Regions from separate parts of the Homo sapiens genome. Here region 1 is linked to region 2. A link is an interaction called in ENCODE POLR2A ChIA-PET data of the cell type or tissue named here. Cell type or tissue: Panc1. All regions are shown on one strand. Each heading gives the region's core, and the rest is flanking DNA. Links, peaks and the distances in the headings are about the cores only.

What was found. Peaks named below come from ENCODE experiments on the same cell type or tissue, not always from the same donor. Only the 100,000 strongest peaks of a DNase experiment are listed, where the experiment ranks them.
Region 1: POLR2A ChIA-PET joins it to region 2 with 8 read pairs; 6 of 35 experiments call an interaction of 5 or more read pairs at or near these places.

What each region holds. Positions count from the first base shown.
Region 1 is chr11:126,077,240-126,083,273 of GRCh38, reverse strand. No RefSeq gene overlaps it. Among named protein-coding and RNA genes, the nearest start is that of CDON, 17 kb to the right of the region's middle. In Panc1, for the core only: no CTCF peak of the experiment used is centred there; a DNase peak (open chromatin) is centred at 2,793.
Region 2 is chr11:125,943,709-125,949,742 of GRCh38, reverse strand. It overlaps VSIG10L2 (V-set and immunoglobulin domain containing 10 like 2), which reads right to left and starts at 3,699. Exons shown (of 12, transcript NM_001365077.2): 1 at 3,606-3,699; 2 at 1,707-2,057; 3 at 1,163-1,438. The coding sequence starts at 3,687. In Panc1, for the core only: no CTCF peak of the experiment used is centred there; no DNase peak of the experiment used is centred there.

The DNA.
Region 1 (6,034 bases), core at 472-5,471, 130 kb before region 2:
GTGATCTTGCCCTGGGAGAGAGATACCATCTCTGGATGAAGACAGGTGTGTTTTCTTGTTTGCTTGTTTTGTTTTATGTGCCATCCTCCTACATTACCAGTTAGAAGAGAAAACTGCACTCCAAAACTGGGAGTGAAGAGTCTGAGGGGCACTGAGACTGAGCCAGGTGCGCATGGGTGTAGCGGGGACTGATGGAGAAAGGCTCCAAACATTCTTACGGGAGGAGGAGGATGGTGTAATACAGCTAAATGCCAATGGCAAAAGAGCTGAAAGGGGGGTGTAGCTCAAGCGGACAGAGGCAAAGAGAGAGCCCTTGGCCGGCGCCTGCAAACACCACCCTCCAGGGCCTGGCCCTCCCCTGTGTGCCCTGTTGTGGGCCTCAAAGGGTGCTGGCCCAGGCCCTGTCTGCCATTCCCTTCACAAAGCCGGGGTTGTGTTCTTGGCAGGGCTGGGCCTCCCCGCCATTGAGGTCCCGGCTGGGGCTGCCTGCCCTGGGAGCCTCCCTTCCCAGCCAGAGGCCCTCGATTTGTCCAAGTGCCAATACCTAATGAGGAGCTCATTTGAATCCATGCAAAGTACCAGGGAGCAAGGAGGCATGCTAATTAAAGTGATTGCTGTTCTTTAATTAAGCAATAATTCCCCCAAGGAGGGCATTATCATGCAAATAGAGCCCTCTTGGGTGAGGTAAGGGCTTTGGGCAACAGCTGAGGTCTGTTAATAAGGCCCCTGGGCATCGGAGGGCAGGCATCCAGAATGCCCCATTGAGCTGGGTGATAGAGCAAGGGAAATAATCACCCCTGCGCCGCACTGCCTTTTGTCTCTCCAGGCTTTGGCTGCGGAGCTGTGGGAGGCGGGGACCCTGCACCCCCTGCTGTTCCTTTCCCTTCCTCTCCCTTTGCCTCCTCTCCAAGAAACGTTTTCAGAGCTGTGTGAGGTGGAGAGGTTTGTAGGACAATGTCTAGTTTGGCCCTTCACACAATCGATGTCCCAATCATCAGAGCATCAGCCCAGAAGAGTTGGAATGGAGCCTCCTGAATGTTCATAAACAAGGAAGATATTGCAAGAGGCTGAGCTCTGTTGGGCCACTGTAATAAAATGGAAAGAGCACTGAAATGAGCCATCGACCTGGGTGACTGTGGGCAAGCCACTTTCCTTCTTCAAGACTCAGTTTCCTCATCTTTAGAATGGGTTGCTAGTAACTACCTGACGCAGTTATCATGTGAGTAAATGAATGTGAACGTGTAGGGTATTTAAACCCGTGGTTCCCAACCTGGAGTGATTTTTGCCCACAGAGGAAGGCTGCCAGATAAAATATATTTTGATATCAAATATATTTGCTAATTTTGATATCAAATTTATTTGCTAAATCTGACAACCTTATCCCAGAGGACACTGGCAATGTCTAGAGATATTTTGCCACAACCAGAGGAGTGGGTGCTACTGGCATCTAGTGGGGGGAGGGCCAGGGTTGCCGTTAAACATTCTCAACTGCTCAAGAGAGTCCCCACCACATGGAATTATCTGGCCCAAAATATCAATAGTGCTGAGCTTAAACAACTCTGACCTAAACAATGCACAACAAAACTGAGTTAGATGAAAAAATACATAAAGAGATAGTAGATTTTCTGAAGCAGGACCATAGTAGTATGGTTCTAAATCCCCTAAGATACTTCTGTTTTCTTGAAAGAAAAGGTTTTAAATAGGCCAGGCACGCTGTGGCTCAAGCCTGTTATCCCAGTGCCTTGGGATGCTGAGGCAGGAGTATTACTTGAGGCCAGGAATTTGAGACCAGCCTGGGCAACACAGACTCCCATTTCTACAAAAATAAAAAAGAGAGAGAAAATTAGCCAGCCATGGTGGTGAGTGCCCGTGGTCCTAGCTCCTCGCGAGGCTGTGGCAGACAGATCACTTGAGATCAGGAGTTTGAGGCTGCAGTGAGCCATGATCATGCCACTGCACTCCAGCCTGGGCCACAGAGTGAGACCCAGTCTCTAAAAATAAAATAAAATAAAATTTAAAAATAAACAAATCATGGAACAGACTGAGGCTCAGTGGCACACTGATACTGGCAGTTCCACGTAAGAAGAGGACCAAAGAACACGCTGGCAAGGTCCAAGAAGTTTCAGAGACAACACAAAGCCAGCCCTGATGTAAGGGGAAGGCGACTCTTCATGCAGAGAGCCCTGGCAGAGGCACCAGGGCTGAGCGTTGAGGGCACAGCGAGGCAGTTGAGAGCAGGTGTCAATGACTCTGGCACTGTGAAGCTGAGAGTATAAGAGGAAACTATACTCCTACCTTACCTTTGACAGTAATAGTACTCACATAACTAATACCTATGGTGAGCGTGCTGGTCTAATTCTCACAACAGCCTAGGAGAAAGGTGCTATTATTATCCCTATTTTGAAGATAAGGACATTGAAACATGGGAAAGATAAATAACCTGCCCATGGCCACATACCTAGTAAGAGCCAGGATTTCAACCAAGGCAGCATCTGAAGGCAGCACAGCTGCGGAACCAAGTCTGGGAAAATGAGACTTCCGCAGTGATCACAGATCTTGATATACAGTCATCCTGCAGCATGGGAGTTAGGCCCTCAGCAAAGTGCCTGCTATGTCTGCCTAGCTGCCGGGTGGGTCTCCGAGTGGTGTCTGCATTTGGGACATCCATCACTCGGCTTTTGGGTCCCTGGACAGACAGCTAGAGGGCAAGGCAACAAGTGGGGAAGGGAGTCACCAAGCCTGGCTTTGTCACTCACGGCTGACTCATTTGCTGAATAATGGCTGGTCCTCTCCCCTGGAGCTGGGGTGGGGGTAGTCTGGTGCTTCTAGAGCTGCCTTTGTAATGGTCTATGTCTTAGGTAAGGCTGGTGTGTGGCTCAGGGGGTGGCAAAGGCAGAAAGTCAACAAACCAGGCAGTCCAGCCAGGGGGAAAACCAAACCTCCTGCTCCCAGAAATCTTGGCCCCTTTTCAATTTTGTGTTCACTCCCAGCAAAATAAATGTTTTGTGTTACAAGGAGACGGAGATAGTATCTCCTCAGCCCTACTAGTTTAGCACTGCCTCTGCCAACCTCTCACTCTACATTTGGCAGGGGGAAAGAGTGAGGAGAAAAACAGGACCAGGTTCTGTTTGCAAAATATTTTCATCAGTCAAAAAACTGCCGGGGTTGTGAATATTAAATAAACCCTGACTCATGGAGACATATACCTTGCTTTGCTTTGCTGATAGGTGGGGTAACAGACAGCGTTACATTACTTTAGAAGTGACAGCTCTAACATTCTGCAGACTTCTCAAAACTGCTCTGGCTTTTTCTGAACAAAGAACAATCCACAAAAACGCCCATGGTTTGCAATGCATAGGAGTCTGTTTACAGGATCACAGACTCAGGCCCTCTCAAAAGGGACCGGGTGAGATCATCCATTTAATCACCTTCCACCTCCAGGTGGGGCTGGGTGGCCCGAAGGTCTTCCGCCAGAGGGTTTAGTGAGAGCATGGCCCAAGTCTCAGGCCCCTATAGTGAGTTCCCTAAGGGCCAGCTCCATTTTTTCCATTGCAGAATTTATAAGTGGGATTGAAATGAGAGCATAGTGTTGCTTTGCCAGGAACAAAGATTGTCAGTGTGTTTCAGTCACTAACCTAAGACACCATAATATAAGCCAGTCCCCCAACCCCCACCTCTAGCCAGTCCCAAAGTAAAACAGTTCACCTAAGAACGAAAACAGTAGTAGTGTAGTGAACACTGACATTGAGCTTACTACTTGCAAGACACTGTTCTAATCCTCACCACCATGAGGCAGGCAGTAGTGTTACCATCATTTTGCAGAGAGGAATTTGCCTAGTTTCCTTATTCTTAACTCAGGCAAGGTTCCCACCCTACCCCTTAGCTTCCTGTGAGTCTATAGGTTGTCCTTCCCATTCTTCATGAGAACAGTTTCTTCCATTAGTCTTGAAACAGTGGAAACCAACTCTTTCTTTCTTTTTTCTTTTTTTTTAATTTGAGACGGAGTCTCGTTCTGTAGCCCAGGCTGGAGGGCAGTGGCGTGATCTCAGCTCACTGCAACCTCCGCCTCCTGGGTTCCAGTGATTCTCCTTCCTCAGCCTCCTGAGTAGCTGGGATTACAGGTGCCCGCCACCACGCCCGGCTAATTTTTGTATTTTTAGTAGAGACGGGGTTTCACCATGTTGGCCAGGCTGGTCTGGAATTCCTGACCTCAAGTGATCTACCCGCCTCGGCCTCCCACAGTGCTGGGATTACAGGCATGAGCCACCGCACCCGGCCAGGAAACCAACTCTTTCTGTAGTTATTTTCCCAAGAACCATTTCCATCTTGCTCTTTAAAAGCATAACCTCCATACTCAGCTAATTTTTGTATTTTTCGTAGACAGGGTTTCTCTATGTTGGCCAGGCTGGTCTCGAACTCCTGACCTCAGGTGATCCACCCACCTTGGCCTCCCAAAGTGCCGGGATTACAGGCATGATAATCGCGGCTACTTGGGAGGCTGAGGCAGGAGAATCGCATGAACCCAGGAGGCAGAGGCTGCAGCGAGCAGAGATCACACCATTGCACTCCAGCCTGGGTGACAGAGCAAGACTCTGTGTCAAGAAAAAAAAAAAAAGCATAACCTCAGTCTCCATCATAGCCGATAAGTATTTATTTATGTGCTGCTTTGCATGGTTTCTAATTGTTTTGGAGACACATTTGACAGACTGTACAGCATAGTGGTCTCAAGGGCAGATATGCAATTGTATTCTTCCACAGGTGCAAAGCTAGTAACAGATAGAAGAAACTTGGCCGGGCGTGGTGGCTCACGCCTGTAATCCCAGCACTTTGGGAGGCTGAGGCAGGCGGATCACGAGGTCAGGAGATAGAGACCATCCTGGCTAACATGGTGAAACCTCGTCTCTAATAAAAATACAAAAAAAAAGTAGCTGGGCATGGTGGTGGGTGCCTGTAGTCCCAGCTACTTGGGAGGCTGAGGCAGGAGAATAGCTTGAACCTGGGAGGCGGACGTTGCAGTGAGCTGAGATCGCGCCACTGCACTCCATCCTGGGCGACGGAGCGAGACTCTGTTTCAAAAAAAAAGAAATTTGATAAACATTTATTGATTTGCCTGGGTCTCTGGCTGCTCAAAAAACATGGTGTGTGATGGGAGGCAATATATACTGACCATCGCAGGAAAACAGCAAAATATGAGGCAAACAGAAGGAACTGTAAGAACACTACATTTTGCTTGATAATACCTTGCACGTAATAGGTGCTTAATAAGTGTCATTAACTAATTTTCGTATACTTTAAAATTAGTAGTAAGTTGACTAAAATTAAGAACTATGGCAATTTTAGGGCTCTAAAGTCAAAGAGAGATGTAGGGGAATAGAAAGTAGAAAGGAGAAGGTGATCTATTCCCTTGCCTTTGTGCTTTTGGTCATTTTTGCAAGTGCGTGTTCTGTTCAGTACCTTCTGAGCATCTTGTAGGGAAGCCTGAGGGTAGAAGTCTGCACAGATGCAGGCCCTAGAGAAAAGCACAGGCTGAATTTCTAAACTGTGGCTGCTAATGCTGATAGAGAAGACGGGAATGGCTGCCTTCTGTTTGACTTCCTGCTGCAGACAGGTAGTAGGGTTCCAGGACACATCCAGGTGGGTCGAACATCCCAAAGAAGTCCTGAAATGTTTTCTGTGTTAGAGGATGACAAAGCTGGATTCTGTGTCTGGAGGGGGCCCTAAAGGTTCCATACCTTGTGGTCAGGAGCCAAGACACTGACAAGTGAGAGGGAAGAGTTGAATAAGGACCAGTCTTCTCTAAGCCATCCTCATGCATGGAGGCAGGGGATGGGCCTCATGAGCTCTAGAGGGTACACACAGTCCCCAAAGTCATGGAGCCTGACGGTTGGTAAAAAAAAAAAAAAGAAAATTGGCCGAGTGTGGTGGCTCATGCTTGTAATCCCAGCACTTTGGGAGGCTGAGGCGGGTGGATTGCCTGAGCTCAGGAGTTCGAGACCAGCCTGGGCAACATGGTGAAATCCTGTCTCTACTAAAA
Region 2 (6,034 bases), core at 655-5,654:
TAGGGGACCAATGCTTCCCATGTGCCTGAGACTGAGGGGCTCTTGGAAGCAGACATTCGGCCACTGTAGACTGCAGAAGTAAGATACTACAGTGGGATGATGTCCTGAACCCTATCCCAGCAGCCACCTCCTTTCACTTCCTTGGACTCCACCTTCCCCTCTCTCCTGCGTTCCAAGCTCAGGGTCACCATCTTCGAAGCTCTCCCTGACTCCAAAAGAGTTCTGAATTCTTTGCCTACTTCCAGTCTGCTCCTGCCTCTTTCGCAAGAACTCTCCTGCTCACCTGCCTCAACAGTCCTCAGTTCACAATTTCCACAAACCGCCACGGTGAAGACCGATAAATAGGACGCCATTCGTCCTCGCTCCTTAAAACGTCTAAGACCAGCACCGTCCAATAGGCGGATGCCAGACACAGATTTTTTTTTATAACACGTTCTAGTAGCCAAATCTTACGTAAAAATGACCAAACCCGATCAAGCAGAAAACAAAAACAAAAACCACCAATAGGTGTTTTACTTTAAGAATATATTTATTTAACCAAATATATCCAGAATGTTATTTCAATATATAATCAATATAGAAGTTACGGATATTTTACATTCTTTCTTTTGGACTAAAGCTTCAAAATCAAGTGTGCCTTCCATGCCTACAGCACAGCTCAGTTTGGATTGGCTCCATCTCAAGTGACCGAAGATACACATGCGTGGCTGCCATGTGGGACAGCGAGCTCCAGGCCACCCTGGCCTTCATCTTTCACCCGGGGCTCCTGACTTCTAACTTCAGGCTTGCTGCCCTCTCCTCCCACTGTGGCCCCATTCCTGTCTCCTGGGGTCCTGTTGGTTTCTGAGAGCCCTCCAGGCTCAACCTAAAGGCAGACTCTCCAGGCCGCCAGTGAAATGGTGAGTGAAATTGTAAGCATGAATGTATGCACGTTTTCCTGGAAAAGGGTGTCCTTGACCTTTATAAGGCTAACAGCCTGGAACTAGAGCTGCAGTGGGCAGCAGGGGCACGGCACCCCGTGACTCTTGCCTGCTGGAGACTTTTAGAGGGCGAGGCACTCCTGCAGTGGAGGGATTTGGGGAGTTCTGAGGTGTGGAAGGCTGAGTGTGGATGGGGAGATGGGTGTCAGCCCTGACAGCCCCCCCACCACAGTCTGACTCACAAATGACGTCCAGGAAGGCCCCGTCACTGCTCAGCCTGTTCACGGAGTTGCTGGCGCTGCACATGTACCACCCTAGGTGTGTCCGGTTGACAGGGTCCAGCTGGAATAGTGGCTCAGTGACCCCCACCAGGGCCTCTCCAAGGCCTCGGGGTGCCCGATGCTGCCAGGCAAAGGTCACGGGCTCTGTGCCCTCCCGCACTGCACACGTGGCCACCACGGAGGCTCCCTCCACAGGGGACGGGTTACTCAGTCGCACTTGAGGCTTGGACACCGGCACTGGCCAGAGGAGGGAGAGGCCCGCTGTGTTATTACAGACCCAGGACACGCCCAGCTGTGTCCAGCGCCCCCACCCCTGCTGGCTGGGGACTCACCAGCCCACCCACCCTGACCATCCCTTCCTCATCACCCCAGCTTTCCAAAGTCCCTGGAGTGGGGCGCCCTTTAGAACCTGGGTCCCGCACACACACAAAGGGAATGGGCAGCACACTTCCAGAGAAATCCAAAGCAGCCCGCGGACCAGCTGCAGCTGGGGCCAGGCCCTCACCCAGCACAGCCAGCGTGAGGTGGGAGTAGGCAGCGTGGAGCTGGCCGCCAGCCACGTGCAGAACCTGGCATAGGAAGTGGCCACGGGCACCCTCGTGAAGCTCCCCCAGCACCAGGCTGCTGTTCCTCAGACTCACGACTCCCAGAGCCGAGGCGATGGCCTCCACCTTGGACATGGCTCCATCGGTGACGGCCACAGGCCGGGGAACCAGGGAGCCCAGGGGGGTGAAGCTCCAGAGGACCAGCAGCGGGGCAGGCCCTGAGCCACAGGCCAGCTCCACGGAGCCACCTCGCACTCCCTGGACAGACACCACCTCCTCTACAGGGGCCTCGGGGGTCGGGTGGGGCTGGCCTGGGGAGAGAAGGGGCATAGCAGGACTTCTGGGCTGCTCTGGGCTCTCCTGCACTCCCTGCCTTGCCTGGAGCCTCTCTTTTTGGTTCTGCAGTCCCAAGCGGCCCAGGCAGGGTTCAGGAAGACCACATAAAAGCACTTCTGGAGTTGGTGGGCAAGAGACAGTTTGTGTGGGAGCCTCTGGGTTTCCTGTTTGGATGCACTGAAGGAGGGGTTGACTGAAGTCAGAGAATGGACTGGAGCAGACATCCCCACTCCTCATGGGTCACTAGACCATCCAAAAGGCAGATTCGTGGACGTCACCCCAGACTATCAAGTCAGACACTCCCAGTGGTGGTGAGGGGGTCAGGGCCCAGGAATCCATATTTGTAACAAGCGCCCCAAGATCAGTCTGATGATCAGTCCCGTGACGATGGTGACCCTGGAGATAAGGAGATCTGCTTGGCCACTGGTGGCTCGGGGTCTGGAGTTCCTGTGTAAGGATTCCAGGAGGATCCCAGGGCTCCCTCCCACCCTGTTCCAGTTGATTGCAGCAAGGGAAAGAGGACACCGCCCGCATCAGCCCATCCAGCATTCGTTCAACTAAGCATAGAGTGCCGGGGTCACAAGGACAAATGAGCCCCCCACCCCTGCTCTCATGGAGTTCCCAGTCTATCAGGGACCAGCCATTAAGTAGTTCCTGTGGAGTAAGTCACTTAACAGGTGTTCTCGGCTCAGGGCCCAGCCCTCAACCCCAGCCTAAGCCCAAGTACCATGTTCCCCGCTGTCCCCTCACATGTGGCCAGGGTGGGCCTCATGCCATGAAGTGCTGAGGACCTCAGCAAATTTGCATGAAAGTAAGTCTCTGGGGCCGGGCTCAGTGGCTCAGGCCTGTAATCCCAGCACTCTGGGAGGCTGAGGCGGGCAGATCACCTGAGGTCAGGAGTTTGAGACCAGCCTGGCCAACATGGCAAAACCCTGGCTCTACTAAAAATACAAAAATTAGCTGGGCATGGTGGCACACACCTGTAATCCCAGCTACTTGGTAGGCTGAGGCTGGAGAATCACTTGAACCCAGGAGGCAGAGGTTGCAGTGAGCCGAGATCACACCACTGCACTCCAGCCTGGGTGACAGCAAGACTCCATCTCAAAAAAAAAAAAAGAATAAAAATATGTAACCCAGAAACCAATTTCTTCCAACCCCATGGACATTGCTTTGGCCCAAGATGCCAGCATCTCTCACCTGGATTATGGCAATGATCTCCTGATTGCCCTAATCCCCCTCAAAACCAGGGAGCTTTCTGAAACCTGGATCTGACCATACCACTCCTAGGCTTACCACCTCACAGTGGCTCTCAGGATGACTCCAGCTTCTCAAGGTTAAGCAGAGTGCTCTCACCTACGTGGCACATAGTAGTCGCTCAGTGAACGCTAGTTAAATGTCTAGCCGATGAATGACTGAACGGACTTCATGGAATGGAGTGCAAAAGGAGGATCCCCCAGGAAGTGGCAGGAATAATGGGATGGGAGTGGGAAATGAACCCCCTGGGGGGTCTGAGTATCACTCACCTGAGGCCCTCAGGTGCAGAAGGCAGAGGTGTATCAGCAGCAGGAGGCTGACTGGGCTGTGCTGGGCCCTCTGACCCACCATGGCCCCATCTCCCTGATGGCCACCCACCTGAGGCTCCTGCCTGACCTGTGGGCCCCTTCTACCCAGAGCAGAGCCCAGCCCTGGGAGGATGGTGGTCTGGCTCAGGTTGCCAACTTTAGCCCTGCCCATGCCTCCACCCCTGCTCTCCTGTTACCCTCAGTGCCTCGATGACTCGTTAATTATTTACCAGATGATTCACCCCATCCATAATGCAGAATTGGGGAGGGTAGGACGTGGCTGGGGCAGACCCAGGGGAGAGGACCACGAGCTCCCTGCATTTTCGCTCAAAGGATATTGTAAAATTAGAATCACTGGACAGAGTTGAGAAAGGCCCCCAAACTCTTCTGGTCCAATTACCTGCCCAACACAGGACTCCCGACCACAGGGACCTTGAGGTTCAAACAACCTTTAGGTGGAGTGGCGGGAGGAGCTGTGGAGTCAGACAGCTGGGGTTGGTGATAATCTGAAAAGCGAGGACGTTTCCGAGCCTCCCTGGGCCCTAGCTTCCTCACAGATAAGTGGGATAATAACACCTTCTTTGTTGTAAAGAGTATATTGTGAATATCAAATGACAAGACTTAAATTAGCACACGGGGGTGCTTTTTGGGTGCTGAAATGTGCTGTTCCTTGAGTCGAGTGAGGGTTACAGTTCCTCAAGCTGTACGTTTATTTTTTATGTACTTTACAAATCTTTGATATAATTCATGCACACATATGTGTTTGATATCATTCATTCATTCATTCATGCCTGTCCACACATGCGCTCATGCACACACACGGATGAACAGTGCCCAGCATGCAGTAGGTGCACCATTCATGCTCCTAGCTAGATTTGAACTATCAAGTCTGGATCCCGGAGCTGGGCTGGAGCCCAGCATTCCTGCTGTCCAGGGCTCTCTGAATTCTCTGTCTCTCTAGCTCTTGGAGCATATCCTGTTGTCTAGCTGTCTCTGAATGACAGCCCGAGAGGGGGTCAGATTTTTCCATCCTCTGGTGGCAGGGTTAGACGGAGGATGAGATTCCTGAACCCCAGTGAGAAGGGGGATCTGATGTCCGGTTTCAGGTTCTCCAAGGCTCAGCCAAGACAGGAGCTGTCAGAGTTGAATTCCAGGTGGCTCCTCCAGGGCCCAAGATGTCACTGTGGCACTCTGGCTTCTCACTTGCCTGGGACAGTGGCTGCATGAAGAGGCTGTATGGACAGACCCCTATCCCACCCTCACTCGATCCACGGCCAAGCCCTTCCATGCCTTCCTCAGGGTCTCGAGTTCCCTTTCCCTCCTAACTCAGCTATGGAGCAGAATGGCAGGTGGTCCCTGAGAGTCAGGTTTGACTGCCCCTGGTGACCAGTGCATACGGGCCACTCATTTGATTCCCCCACTCCCCAGACTGGGAATCTCCTCCGATCTCCCTTAGAGGTTCCTATGGAAATAAAGTGTGGGGATCCGGCAGCACTCTCCACCTCAGGGTGGCCGGCCCCTGTCTCTGGAGAGAACGGGAGAATTCTAGCCATGTGAATCAGGGGAGCTTTAAAGGATCCTCTGGCAGTGGCAAGAGCTTGTGCTGATGCAGAGTTAGTCTACGCTGCTTGCGTTATCAGCCCCCCAGCCTTTTCTCAGCTGGGGCATCAGGAACACGGAAGTCAGGTGGGGCTCCTCAACCTGCTCTTTCCCCTTAGGAAGGGGACCCTCGAAGGGAGAGTCAGGGAGAGAGGGTATATTAGTCAGGGGTCTCCAGAGAAAGAGAACGAAGAGGTTGTATGTATATACAGAAAGGGATTTATCATAAGGAATCGGGTCATGTGATTATGGAGGCTGACAAATCTCAAGATCTGCTGTCCACAGGCTTGAGATCCAGGGAGAGCTGAGGTTTCAGTTTGAGTCTGAAGGCAGGAAAAGACCGCAGTTCCAGTTCAGGCAGTCAGGCAGGCGGAGTTCCATCTTACTCAGCCTTTTTGTTCTGTTCGGGCCGTCACCTGATTGGATGAGGCCCACCCATGTTGGGGAGGGCAATGTTCTTTACTGATTCTATCAATTCAAATGTTCATCTCACCCCAGAACACCCTCCCGAAACACCCAGAGTGATGTTTGAAATATCTGGGTACCCCATGACCTAGCCAAGTTGACACATAAAACAGACCATCACAGAGGTGAAGCCTACCCCCATCCTGTGTCCTGGCTCTGCCAGAACAGGAACCCCATGGCAGAGCCACAGCCCCTGTCTGGAAGAGAAGAGATGTGTCTGGAATGGGAGAACAGGCCCAGGGCTCCTGTCCCTGCTGCCTCGGGAGGTGAGGAGCTGGGAGAGACAAGGTGAGCTGGTTCCTTGCTTTGAGAGACAAGAAAGCGCA